Regions from separate parts of the Homo sapiens genome. Here region 2 is linked to region 1. A link is an interaction called in ENCODE POLR2A ChIA-PET data of the cell type or tissue named here. Cell type or tissue: K562. All regions are shown on one strand. Links, peaks and the distances in the headings refer to the core of each region. The heading gives the core; the rest is flanking DNA. Region 1 overlaps BMP2K (BMP2 inducible kinase). Region 2 has its middle 46 kb from the start of LINC01094.

What was found. ChIA-PET counts read pairs that join two places held together with the same protein. Peaks named below come from ENCODE experiments on the same cell type or tissue, not always from the same donor. Only the 100,000 strongest peaks of a DNase experiment are listed, where the experiment ranks them.
Region 2: POLR2A ChIA-PET joins it to region 1 with 5 read pairs; 2 of 35 experiments call an interaction of 5 or more read pairs at or near these places.

What each region holds. Positions count from the first base shown.
Region 1 is chr4:78,851,500-78,854,422 of GRCh38, forward strand. The region is part of intron 7 of BMP2K (BMP2 inducible kinase); the gene reads left to right. Among named protein-coding and RNA genes, the nearest start is that of BMP2K, 77 kb to the left of the region's middle. In K562, for the core only: no CTCF peak of the experiment used is centred there; no DNase peak of the experiment used is centred there.
Region 2 is chr4:78,690,791-78,693,713 of GRCh38, forward strand. No RefSeq gene overlaps it. Among named protein-coding and RNA genes, the nearest start is that of LINC01094, 46 kb to the left of the region's middle. RefSeq lists cis regulatory regions at 777-883, 1,049-1,727. In K562, for the core only: no CTCF peak of the experiment used is centred there; DNase peaks (open chromatin) are centred at 821 and 1,411; H3K4me3 peaks cover 593 bases.

The sequences.
Region 1 (2,923 bases), core at 302-2,801:
ACAATATTTAAATAGCTCCTTTTAACACGGAGTGTGTCTAGCATTAAGTGTGTTGTGTCTAGCATTTCTGCTTTGTTTTCTGCATTCAAGTACCCCTTGTTGTAGCCTCCAGCTCACTGGAATAGAAAAGAGAGAAATAGAAATATTTTGAGGTTTGTATGATGAAGATGGCAGTTCAACTTTCTCAGCCGTTTGTGGGCAAAAAATAAGGCTGGATCTCTATTTCATTCTTTATGCTAAAATTGCAGATAAATCAAAGATTTAAATATAAAAATAAATGTACTTGAAGAAAATAAGTGTGAAATTATTTATAAGAGTAGAATGTGGAATTTATAAGCTAGACATTTAATCCCAGGAACTATTATTAAAAAAAGATTAATCCATTGCCATATAACTTTAAACCATTAAAAGTTCCCCCAGACTCATGAACCCAAACTCATAAATTAGAAATATTTATTACTCATTTGACAAATGTCTAAGTTTTATAATTTATGAAGCTCGTGTAAATCATAAAGAAAAGGGTAAAAATTCCAAAAAAGGTCAAAAATGACCAAAAGAAAAAAGGGAGCATAGAAGAAATCTAGTCTGACTTGTGATTTAATTTGCTTACAGTAGTAGGATCTTATTTTCTTGTGATTAGGTTTTTCTTTTTTTCTCTGTGTGTATGTAATGTGGGAGTGGGGTGGGGTTATGTGTGTTTGTAATGTGAGATGGAAAAAAATACTACTGATAATTTTAGATCTAATTAGGCTCTAGTTAATTGATGCATTACAGTGTATTATATGCTTCCCTTACTGTCAGTAAATGTGCTAATTTTAGTTTTTATCATTGCTAGTATAAATTTAATCATGTATTATGTCTTTGAACTTATTTCTGAGAGCTAGGCAAAAATAACAAAAGGTTGAAAAAACATAAAAGCATTCAAGTCAATCTGAAATTACAATATTCCTAGTATTTTACCTCCTGTCAGAGGGCTTTATGGACTTTTAAAGTATTGTATTGAGTAGTAAAAGCTTAATAAAGTACAGATTTTAAAACCATAACTTACTTACCTATAATGTAATGTGTTTTAGAAAACATTTAGATTCTTTGCAATTTTTTTCTTTTTCTTTGTCTTCTTCAAGAGACAAGGTCTCATTCTGTGGCCCAGGACCTGCTGGAGTACAGTGTTGTGATCATAGCTTACTATACAAACTCCTGGCCTCAAGTGATCCTCCCACCTCAGCCTCCTGAGTAGCTGGAACTATGGGCATGTGCCACCATGCTGGTTTAATTTTTAAATTTTTGTAGAGATTGGGTTTTGCTGTATGCCCAGGCTGGTCTCAAACTCCTGGCCTCGAGCAGTCCTGCCACCACAGTCTCCCAAAGTGTTGGGATTACAGACATGAACCACCATGTTTGGCCTGCCATTTTATTCTTTATATTTTTCAAATGTGGCCTTTTGTGTCTTTTGCCATTTTATTTCAGTGTCTCTGTGTTTATAATATGTAATTAGTGATTTATATTACTTTTAAATAAATCCTACATTCAGAAAAATCAGGAATTCCTAGCTTGGCTCATAGTTTTTGAATGTGAAGCTTTTGTCAATTGTGTATTCATGCAATGTAGTTGTTTCCATATATTAACATAAAATAAAGCATAAGAAGATACACATCGTTTTCGTATTAGTTCCATTTGCATCCATTTTATAACACACAGAAATTTTGAAAATGAAATAGCCATGACAAATCTTTGTTAAAACTGTATGGTTTGTGGTTACCTAAGAATTTGAATATACTTTTCTTATTACTAATTTAGGTCAAGGGTAGTTACCATTATTTACTCTTCATAAACCTATTAATTTCTTCTTTCTTTCCTGGAGACTTTTCTTCTTAAAAGTAGTGGAGTCAAATATTTAGAACTTTTCTTAGCTTTTGTTAACTCTCCCAATAGACAAGTAATGGGGCCGACATGGGGGATGAGGAAAGAAGTACTTTCCAGATCCAGGAGTTGAAAAGAACTTAGAGAACCATTTAGAGGAGAATGAGAAACATAACTAACGGGATTACTGAATAGTTATGAAGAATGTACTGAAAGCTGGCTGCCTCAGTTGTCTTTTGGCTCCTGTGTTGTAAGGTGATTAAAGAAGTACATTGCAGAGATTAAGAGCAAGACTTCTAGAGCCAAACAGCCTTGGATTGCATCTGCTCTGTCCCTGTTTGGTATGGAACATTGAGCACCTCCATTTATCTCAGTCTTCCCATTTCTAAAAGGGGCATTTAAAAAGTACCCACCTCTTACGGTTATTGTGAGAATTAAATGAAAGCTGAAAAGTGCTTTTTAGTAAGAGATAGCCTTTAATACTATAGTCATTATTACTATAAAAACTAGTACTACAACTACTCTTGATATCAATATTACAATTCTTCATCTAACTTAATTTCTGATTTTCTGGATAGGGGCAGGACATGCTGTCAGACACTTACTAGAGCATACTTTCCCTGCAGAAATGTCTTTGGATGCTTTGAAGTGGAATTTGGTTTTATGGGTTAATGGTGGATCTACCAAAGGCTTACCATAAATTATCATATATTCCAGAATATACTGTTAAATATAACTACTAAGATTATTTTTCTTACCTCCTTATTTTGTGCAGTAAGGTAATGATGAACACCAGGTAAAAGCTTTTTTTTTTTTTTTTTTAAACTTTAGGGTCTTCTCACTTATTGCTTTATGGTTTCTTTATCTTTGCTCTTAAGAGCTCATCTATTGGGGCTAAATTTATTATTATTATTATTATTTATTTATTTTTTAAGACCATGTCTCACTCTGTTGTCCAGGTTGGAGAGCAATGGTGTGATCTTGGCTCACTACAACCTCTGCCTCCCAGTTTCAAGAGATTCTCCTGCCACAGCCTCCTGAGTAGCTGGGACTACAGGCCTAT
Region 2 (2,923 bases), core at 300-2,799, 160 kb before region 1:
TTATAACAAAACTCCTTGAATGAATTGTCTATACACAGTCTCCACTTCCAATTCCCCTTTTCTCATTCTTTGTTGAACGACTTCAATCAGGTTTTTATTCCCAACTCTCCACAGAAATAGGTCTTGTCACAATTTGCCAATGATCTGGAATTTTCCTAGGCTATGGAATTATGAGAAATAAACTCCTATTGTAATAAACCATTGTATTTTGTTGTTATTGTTTGAATCACAGAAGTCAATCTTAGCTTAAGTAATAGAACTAAGAACATCCATATTTATGTATCTTTAATTTATATGCCTCTCTGCACTTCACACTTTTATTGCCAACTGTCTACTGTGCAACAAACGGAATGTACAGTAAGCATCTCACACTTAACATGTAAATACTAAACTTTTCATTTCCTCCCCTAAGTAGACTTTTCTGTCAGAAAATGTTTCACCCTTCTTCCTGCTCGGAGCTGAAGCCATGGGGTCATCCCTGATACCTTTCTTGTTCCGATATTCCACATCAAATCCACCAGGAAAGGCAATTATCATCTCTCACCAGATTACTGCTATAGCTTTCTGACTGGTCTTGCTGCTTCCTCCCTGGCCCTGTCATATTCTATTTCCAACACAGAAACCACAACAATCCTCCAAGAATACAGTTCAGTGTAAGCCACTGTTCTGCACAAAACTTCCACCAGGCTTCTCATCTCATTCAGAGTCAAATCCAGAGCCCTTACCTTGACCTACACAGCCAGATGCTTTGTTCTGTTACCTGTCTGATCCCATCTCTGGCTTCCTCTCTCCTCCTTCACTCCCCCAGCCAAGCTGGTCCCTTTGGTCTTTCTTAAACATCACAGCCACTCCCCGCTCAGCGAACTCCACACTCAGGGACCAAGCACTGGCTGTTCCTCCTGCCCAGAAGTCTCTCCCCAAGAGAATGATATGACTCACTTCTACACATTCTCAGTCTCTCCTCAAATTTTAAACTTTTTGTTTTGCATTTTAAATCATTCTTGTATTGATCTAAGAAATACCTTCCATGCAAGAGACACTGTATTGGAAACTTGAAGATGAATATGAAATGTCCTCTGCCCTCAATAAACTGCTAAATAGGACTAGAGAATGGGCTTTCCAGGAAGGTTTCCTAGAAGAAGCAGGCCTGGAACTGAATCTTGAAGAAAATAAAAGAGTTAATTGGGAGTGGGAAGGGAGGGGTGGCAAAGCAAGTACCTCTTAGGGAGAGAGCAATTGAGTATACGTGTGGATATGACAGAGTATGACATATTAGGAGGCTGCAAGATTAGCCTTATCTGTCCCCAGAACCTGGTCATGTGCTACGACATGAGCACTAGAGATAACTCACTGAACCACAGGGGATGGGAGGGAGAGGAAAGAATCACCCTAGAGGCAAGTCTGATGTCAGACTATCTCTAGAGTCGTGCAAGAGAGGAAGCCAAGAGCAGCACACAGATATGCAAACTGCTGGAAACTGCAGAGCACTGCTAGTGACAAGCAGGGACACTCAGATAAGCAACTAGGATGAGAAGCCCATTAGGAAGAAGGAAAGACGGCTCAACATATGAGCAGAATTCAGGAACATGAATTCCTTGGAGATGCAAGATTCAGAGACAATAATACTCTGTTACACTGACAGCCCTCAATGAACCATTTTTTCTGGTATTCATATCCTTGACAATCCTCTCCCTGGAATCTGGTCTGAACCTGTGACTTACTTTAACCCAGTGGTTCTCACAGAGATTTTGTTCTCCAGGGGATATTTGGCAGTGTTTAGAAACACTTTTATTTGACCCAAATGGGGAATGTGGAGAAAGGATGCTACTAGCATTCCTACTGTACTAGTGGGTAGTGGCCAGGGATGCTACTAAACATTCTACAATACACAGTACAGTCCCCCACAACAACAAAAAAATACCTTGCCAAAAATGTCAATAGTGTCAAGGTTGAAAAGCCAATAGAATGCAGCCTAAGCTTTAAGACCTTATGCCTTTAAAAGGACTGAGCTTTCAAAAGCCTAGAAGCTTCCACTTTTGCACTCCTTAAAGGAGGGTAGCCAGACTTTTTACATGCCAGCTCAGGGTTGCATGGAGACACCACATGAGAGGACACGTGGAAAGGAAGCAGTCTTAAGGCTGGGTACATGGAGGAGTGCTGAGAACACAGCTGACGGAAAGAACTAAGGTGCCAGATGTACCATTCCAGGCAAGCTCTTCCGGCCTGTCTCCAACCATTTGAGCCGCCTTTGCTGAAGTGACAGACATGAGCCAAGAAGCTCTCATGGATGTTTCAGCATGCACAGTCATCACAGAGAGCAGGGACAAGTTTTCCCTGCTGAGCCCTGCCCAAATGGAAGAATCATGAGCAAGTAAATAAGATGTTGATTTAAGTCAAGATGTTTTGGAATAGTTTGTTATACAGCAATAGATAGATGAAACAATAGTCAACATAATAGGCATGTTTCTAAGCACATGCTAATGACATCCTTATGAAATAAGATCTGTTATTATCAATGCCACTTTAACTATGAGAAAACTAGTACATGAGTACAGGGAAGTTAAGTATCCACACAGGCTAACACTACTAGGAACAGAGTTTGGATTTGATCGCAGTTAGCGTAACACCAGAGACTGTATCTTAACCATCATGCCATAGATCCTGTCTAGTCATTCATTCATTCAAAAATATATATGGAGAACCTACCATGTGCCAGACACTGTTCCATACATATGGGATATAGCAGGGACCAAAACAGATGAAAATTCCTGGTCTCACAAAATTTAAGTTCTAGTGAATGTAACCACCCCAGGGGCTTATTTTGCCTGCTGCTCAGATAGAGACGATTTATCAAGACAGGGAGATTGCAACAGAGAAAGAGTTGAATATATGAAGAGTGGGCTAAATAGCAGTTTTATTATTA